Regions from separate parts of the Homo sapiens genome. Here region 2 is linked to region 1. The links are chromatin loops, found by intact Hi-C in ENCODE. Cell type or tissue: CD14-positive monocyte. All regions are shown on one strand. Region 1 overlaps CPNE4 (copine 4). Region 2 overlaps NEK11 (NIMA related kinase 11).

Region 1 (4,000 bases):
TTTATTCTCACTGCTGTAACTAGGCCACCAACGAGCTTGAGCAAGTCACTTCACCTTGCTGAGTCTCTTTTTTCTTATCTGGAAAATGGGAGGGGTGTGCATAATTTTATGGGATTGCCAAGTTCTCACATTCTCTTATTCCATAAGAGGCATTTATTTTCCCATCTTTTTAAAATTAAATCAGGTTAGGAGCTATCATGAGTGTTATTAGTTGCCAAAAAATCAACTATTTCCACTCTTTTCCTCTTATCGTGCCTTTTCTCCAATACAATTCACAATCAGTCAAGTCACAGGACGTAAAGGCCACCAAGCAAAAGAAATCTGACAATGGCTTCTCGGGAGCTCTGCAGTCTACCTGGCCAGATAACGTTAACACACATGATCAAAGGTGTCCATCCCTAGTTTCACATTAGCACAATGTCAGGTGCAAAACTCCTTGACTTTTGCCACTGAAATTTATATCTCTGAGTTACCTGTTGAATCAACTGCTCCGAAGATAACAAAGACATCACCTCAGTCATCTTGCAATGCTAGTGGCTACTAACATCTTAAAAGCCTTCTTTGTCTTTAATGATAATGATAAAGTATTGTTTTGGGCCATTCTATTGCCCTTATTATTTTTCATTTTTATGGATATTTGTATGAAATACACCTTTCAATATTTTTAAAACAGAGTTCTTATTTAGATTGTTTCAGACCCATCACTTAATGGTAAAGGTTCTTGGTTATATTTCTATTACATTTCCTTCCAAATCATTTTCTGTTTAAATGAATTAAGTCAATGATTTAGGCATTTACTTCATGATATTGATGAAATTACTACATACAGGGCATGGTGCAAGTTGATTAGATTTTAGAATCTCTATTAGCGCTGTTAAGAATACATACAAACCAAAGTGCCTGCTGAATGAGATGCCACCCCCTCCACTTCTCCCTCAAAATTACCTTCTGTCCACCTGTTTCCTTGAAATACAGGGAGAGGAAAAACACCTTAGTATAACAGGACTTGTAAAGGACCACTTCCCAGGTCCTTTGAGACAAACCAAATATCTCCTTCTTTATCTCTTACCTAGCATCATTTGTTCATCTTTCTCCTCACACTTAACAGCACAATTTCAATGTTTCTTTTCACCAGTCTGCCTGTGCCTCAAGTTTTTATGTTTATCCCCAGTGCCTAGCACAGCTTTTGACATAAATGCTGTGACCAATTATTATTCAACAGATAGATGAATGAGACCCTTCTGCTGAGGGGGAAGGGGTAAGAGATGGGGGAAGGGATAAGAGATGGGAGAAGAGGCCCATTTAAAAATAAAATGGTGATAGCAAATAACAATCACAGTGAACCTGTGTTAAGCTCCTATTGTGTGCCAAGCATTGTATATATTATTGCTAACCTTTAACAAAAAGGAAAAATGGCGAAAGTAATTTTATTTTCTCTTCTTATAGATCTGCACTGTTTCAATAGGGTAGCCACTACCCACATAGGAGCATTAAGCACTTAAAATGTGGCAAATCTGAATTAAAATGTGCTGTAAGTATAAAAATACATGCTAGATTTCAAAGATTTAGTACTAGAAAAAAAAGAATGTAAAATATCTCAATAATCTCTATATCGATTACATGATTTTTTAAAATTTTGTGTTAAGTAAAATATATTCTTAATTTTTCTTTTTTTTTTTTTTAAAGGGTGAAGTTTGGGGAGAACTCCCAAGAGAATGGGCACAGGAAGTAGCATTTATCTACGCACTAAAATGCCAGACACTTTTAAACACCTCACATTTACAACAATTACTAGCCCCATTTTCCAGATCCTAATACTCGGGTTAAGTGATTCACCCAAATGCCTGGATCTTGAAAACTGTAGCCCAAATTTAAACAAGGTATTTCCGGATTCAGAGTTCTTCTGATAACAGGCCCAAGTGTAAGGAAACAAAGGGCGATCAGACCCCAGAAAGGCCTGTCACGAGGAGTTTTGAGAGTAGTCAGACTGTCCAGCCGCGGAGCAACCTAACCAGGCACTGGAAGACACCACCAGATGCTCAGGGCAAAACCTTTTGTCCCCTCTCCGCAGCGAGGCAATCCAGGCCGGAGAGTCAGATGCACCTGAGAAAACCAATATCCCCAGGGCATATCTTGGGGTTGGGTCAAACTCCATTCCTTATCCTAGAAGCCCTGCTTATGGGTCCCGGAGGTTGACTCTGCTAGTGCTCCGGCGCCCTCTAGCGATTGTCCATTCCAATGCCAGCTCTCTCTAGTCCGTCCTTCTAGACTCACCAGCTCCTAGGGCTTGCCCTGCCGTGGACCCCTGCCAGCCTGATTTTGCTCCTCCCCTACCTCAAGGTGCAATGAATTGCCCTACACTTGGATAAGAAAGAGGTCTTCTGGTCAATAAGCCTTAAACCTGAGCTTTCTAAAGTTAATCCGAAATACTGTATTTTCCCCCTGACATTTCCAAGGAGAAATTTCTCTAGTTTCCTAAGTAATAAGAAAAACAAAGTTAGAAATACTGTGTTCTGAGCCAAAGATGTAAAAGCAACATTTAAGAAAGTTTGTTCTTTTTGAATGACGCTTTAATTTAAAACAGAATAAAGGATTCCCCTGTGTGTTCCTGGAACTGTAAACACTCATAAACTCTCTTTGTTTACTTTATTGACTCAATTGTGACATTTAAAATAGAAAGCTAAGTCTATGCATGAGCAATTTTTTACAGAACATGCACATTAACAGAGATGGCTGCAGACAATGACTTTGTACAAATTCAATCACATTTATTGGGTAAATATTGCACTGGCTCCAAGAGACAGCAATGTAATAAGTCCCAAGCCTACTCCTCCTAACACTCTAATGGAGGTGGGAGACACCCCCGCAATCATCCCTAACTCATACTTAATAAAGATCAGCAGTGCACATGGTGCCAGAGATTGGCTCCACTGCTGTAATTATCTCCAGGGAACTTGAGTTTCTTTATGAGGGGAGTAATCAGAAGGGTTGTTGAATGAGTCTCCTGATTTTGAGAAGTCACTTATTTGAGCTTTAGTTTCCACATTTGTCAAATTAAATTGCTAGAGTCAGCAGATGATCCCCAAGCTCTCTTCCAGTTCTGAGAGTCATAGAACATGCACATTAACGGAGATGGCTGCAGACAATGACTTTGTACAAATTCAATCACATTTATTGGGTAAATATTGCACTGTTGAAAGTTGCTGATCACAGTTTAGAGATGAGTCCATCACAGATCAGCTTAAATGGGCTCCCCTTCCAGCCCTATGACTAAAATAATAGGACTGGAATAAACTTTCCCAAAGAAGGCATCCTTATCACTTTCTTATTTTTGAGACTTGCCTTCCAACCCTCAATATTTACTGAGCTAAAAGCTGATGGTTCCCAAGAGGGTTTCCAAAGAATACAGCAGACAAATAAAGGACTTCCCAGGATGTGCTGATTTAGGAGAAAATATATCCAATATATCACATATATTTAGTAGTTCATACAGCAAACAGAAAGCTCCCACATAACTGCAGTTTCTAGTACAGAAAAAGAAAACCTGAAAGTATATGTAGGCACTAATATGTTTTTATTATGCAGTCACAAGTTTAGGAGATATTCACTGAGTTTAACACTAATTGAGGCCTTACTATAGACTATTTCAAATAACATAGAAAAGATGATGCATCTTACCTGACCCATTTATTGTGCTTGATTTTTGGATTTACCATCAACTATCACATAAATACTTTATCCAAAAAATGGATGTGTAACCCCAACCTAAATTATTATCATAATGTGCTTCCCTGAAAAGAAAATATTATAAGATTTTGGGGACATCTTAAAAAGAATTAAAATCAGTAATCTATTCTTTGCCATCTACATTCAATCAGGAGAAAGGCAACTGTATTATTACATGTTGGAAGATCAGTTTTAATGCACCAAAGAATGGTCTTGAACTATGTGACATTTTATTTTGAATGCATTTAAATTTTTCTATTTTGATATTTTGTAA
Region 2 (4,000 bases), 1.0 Mb before region 1:
ATGATAAATTTCTGACAATTATTAGATAACCTTTATGGAAACATTGAGAGTAAGACCTAAACCAGACCCAGTACTTCTAAAAACTACACTGTAGGATCATATCCAATTTTGGTTTCTTCAACTAATGAGGAATATGAAAAATTTTAAGATAATTCACAGGAGGACTAAAAAGTTAATTAAAAGGATGTAAAATAAGATGTATGAAGATCAAACTTGAAACCTTTAGACTTAAGATAATAAGTGAGTGGAGAGAGTGTGTTTGTAGTCAGCGGGGAAGAGAGAGAGAAAGAGAATGAGAGAGAAGAAAGGGGGCTGGGGCTGGTTGGTTGGCAAGTGATTTGTTAGTGATCTTTCTTGTACCTGAACCAATCTTAAAAAAACACATGACTGGAGCTGAAGATGGCAGACATGTTTGTGGAATGAATCCAGTGGTGAGGATAACGGACAAAAATCATTTGGCACCAGAAGGTCTAGTCCACAATCTCTGGGAAAGGAATCATTCATCATCAGAATCTAAAACATATTGCATACTGGCCACATGTGGCTTTCAGATGTCTTTTGTTTGGCCTGGGTAGTGTTTCTTTTTAGTAAATTAATCAGTTTTTTTTTTTTTTTGAGGCGGAGTCTCACTCTGTCTCCCAGGCTGAAGTGCAGTGGCACGATCTTGGCTCACTGCAACCTCCACCTCCCAGGTTCAAGTGATTCTCCCACCTCAGCCTCCCAAGTAGCTGGGATTACAGGCATGCACCACCACACCTGGCTAATTTTTGTATTTTTAGTAGAGACAGGGTTTCACCATGTTGGCCAGGCTGGTCTTGAACTCCTGACCTCAGGTGATCCTCTTGCCTTGGCCTCCCAAAGTGCTGAGATTACAGGCGTGAGCCATCGCGCCTGGCCAGTAGTCAGTATTTTTAAATGAGCAGCTCATATAAATTGAGCATTTCATCTTTTCTAGAAAAAAAAGATTTGGGAACGTTTGCTAACATCAGTTCCTGTGTAGCCACAATGGACTGCTAAAGCTAGGCAGCAGCTACTCCCTTAGACAAATTCCATATTCTCCAGTTAGCCACATTCCTACCTCTCCTTACTGTCTCTGGCATACAGCTGCATCACACCTTTCCACTACGTGCCGACCTTTGTAGACAATTGCTTTTGGAATTATTTGCTAAAATCAGAAAAAAGTATGAATGTGACTACTCACAAAATTCTAGAATGCTGTAATAGAAACAGAGCAGTATGGTGTCATTGTTAAAATCCCAGCTTTGGATGTGAACAAAAAGTAAAGCCAGGCCTGTTCTTAATGTGAAGTCTACATTCTGTACATTCCTAATCTGAGCTTTGGTTTTCTTATCTTTAAAATGAGTATAATACCTCATAGGATTGTAATAAGAATACGATATCTGCCTATTTATATAAGATTTAGATGTCACATTGCCTTGCTCATAATTATTCCTCAAAAACAGCACAGATTCACCTTAATTATAAACAATCCAAGTTAAAAGAATAATTAAAGGAAGCCTAAGAAAACTTTAGCTAATTACCACCCAATGACTGCAATTGGAAACTTCTAATAAATGGAAGGTTTTTCTGGATTACTTTTAAATGAGAAAAATTTCCCAAATAAACCAATCTGAAACCAGGCATGTAATTTAAAAAACTTATTCAAGATGTGTCTTGAGATTGTAACAATTCTGTTGTCATCTTTTATATCTCTGTGGCTGTCCAAAATAAATTGGTTCTCAGAATGTGAACCTTTTAGCTAAGATATCAATTCATCAGTGATTGTTATGTTTAATGCATATATGAGGCAGGAAACTAAACTCTTTTTTTTTTGTGTTGATACTGAACCATTAGTTTGTGAGCAAAGCACATTATTAGCACTACTCATTGTCCAAGCAATTTGACTAGATAAGGTTTTAAATTATGCTTTACATACTAGACCACAAACATAAGGAATTGGTTAATGTTAGAGGTGGCTAGAAGATGAATACTTTATACAGACTTCTATAATGGTATGAATGCTATTCCTTCAACACATCAGAATAGATATGACTTCCCTTTTTGTTTTGCAGATACACCCTTAACTTTTTGAGCTCATAAGGAAGGTATCAGACTATCCCTTGGTATCAGTGTTAAAGGAATGACAATAAGTTTGTAGGACTTATGACTAGTTTCTATGAAATACAGATTCATTATATACATTTCTATATTTAATCAAAGAACTTGACAAAATGGAACAGCTGTATGTACATAGTACTTAACTTTTCCGTCAAAGTATTGCAATTTATCATTATGCCACTTGGGGGCATCACTTTACCATTGACATTTTGCATACAGGGTGACCTTTAATTACAATGTAAATACCATATTCCTTTACATTTTTATTCACTTTCTGAATTAGCTGTGAGATTAAAATAAAACCTACAGTACAGACATTACACTTGCTTGATGCATGTTTGGAGAGTTTTCTTCCTGGCATAAATATTGGGCATCCCTTTTTTCATTATCACAGTAGAATAAAATTAAACTGTTAAAATGTATGGTGAATGAGATAGAGGTTTTTCCTTTATTATGCATCATGAAATTCATAAAACAATATTTGAGAATATTTTCTTTCATAATTATAGACACTCTAGTCTAATTATGTTGTCATAGTCCTAAAAAGATTGTGCTAGTTCTTATTCATTTTATTTTATAGTATTGTTAAATTGTCAAAGTATCTTTTCAAAAAATCAAACCCAAAAGATTTGATCAGCCCAGAAATTACTTTGGCCCTTAACATTAGCATAGTGCATGTAATTTAATAGAAAAGAGATATTAAGGAAATAGGTTTACCCTAAAATACATGATTAAACTTGTAATTAATCATGGCCACAGCTACAGTGAATTTCAACATTCATCTTATCAGCATAGAATGTTGGTTATAATGATTTTTAAAAAATTTATCACATTTAAGATATAGTGATCTTACTATGCAGAGTTGATTTTATGCTGTTGTCTGTTTTAGTCTGTCAACTATGAAGTATTTAATACAATTTAAATTTTTTTTTTTTGAGTCGGAGTCTCGATTTGTCACCCAGGCTGGAGTGCAGTGGCGCGATCTTGGCTCACTGCAAGCTCCGCCTCCCGGCTTCACGCCATTCTCCTGCCTCAGCCTCCCGAGTAGCTGGGACTACAGGCGCCCGCCACCACACCCGGCTAATTTTTTGTATTTTTAGTAGAGATGGGGTTTCACCGTGGTCTCGATCTCCTGACCTTGTGATCCACTTGCCTGGGCCTCCCAAAGTGCTGGGATTACAGGCGTGAGCCACCGCGCCCGGCCACAATTTAAATATTAGACCTTTGCTTTGGACTCAGCACGAGAGAGGAAACTGAAGCAGTAGGAGATAAGGCCTAGCCTTCAGGTGCTTCCAGTCCGGAAGACTATATCAACACACATAAAACAACTAGTATACAGTACAAGACAATGCTTAAGTATCTGTGTGGCAGGTTGCACTCGGAGATGTTGGAGTGGCTACTCCCTTTCCAACTCAATATTATCTTACTTGTTTCTGTGTACTATCTAACTTATGTGTATTTTCCCCTTGGTCCTATCCAAGTGCGTATCCAAATATTTTACCCCTTAACTGTGATCGTACACCTTGGTCTTTGTCTAAATATGGGAAAAATGGTAACAAGGAAATGCTTTATCTCTACAGAAGGCATTTTTTCCCCCTCTATCTCATATGTCTGCCTGAGATAAGGATCAGGAGTTAAATAGTAAAAGGCCTACAAGTCCTTAAAGAAATGGCCCTCAAGTCCAGGCTCTTGCCTCCTCAGAGAGCTCTTGGGTCTACATTAGAGTAGATTTTTAAAAGTCCTAGCAAGCTGATTTTCTACCCAGTTATGGAAACAAAATGGAAGATAGGGGGCCAAGAGTTGATGCTAGAATGAGTCATACTGACAACAGAGGGGAGTGGTCTTAGACCATAAGAGTAAGGGAGGTAGAAAGTAAGAAAAA

What was found. Hi-C counts contacts between places; a loop is a spot of excess contacts. Peaks named below come from ENCODE experiments on the same cell type or tissue, not always from the same donor. Only the 100,000 strongest peaks of a DNase experiment are listed, where the experiment ranks them.
Region 2: a loop joins it to region 1, with 4 times the contacts of the local background. A loop is called at or near these places in 38 of 110 quality-filtered maps.

What each region holds. Positions count from the first base shown.
Region 1 is chr3:132,027,257-132,031,256 of GRCh38, forward strand. All of the region lies in intron 1 of CPNE4 (copine 4), which reads right to left. Among named protein-coding and RNA genes, the nearest start is that of CPNE4, 5.8 kb to the right of the region's middle. RefSeq lists an enhancer at 2,269-2,318. In CD14-positive monocyte, CTCF peaks have their summits at 2,211 (motif pointing left) and 2,410; a DNase peak (open chromatin) is centred at 2,215; H3K27me3 peaks cover 1,575 bases.
Region 2 is chr3:131,031,365-131,035,364 of GRCh38, forward strand. All of the region lies in intron 3 of NEK11 (NIMA related kinase 11), which reads left to right. Among named protein-coding and RNA genes, the nearest start is that of NEK11, 6.5 kb to the left of the region's middle. In CD14-positive monocyte, CTCF peaks have their summits at 2,320 (motif pointing right), 2,529 and 2,730; no DNase peak of the experiment used is centred here.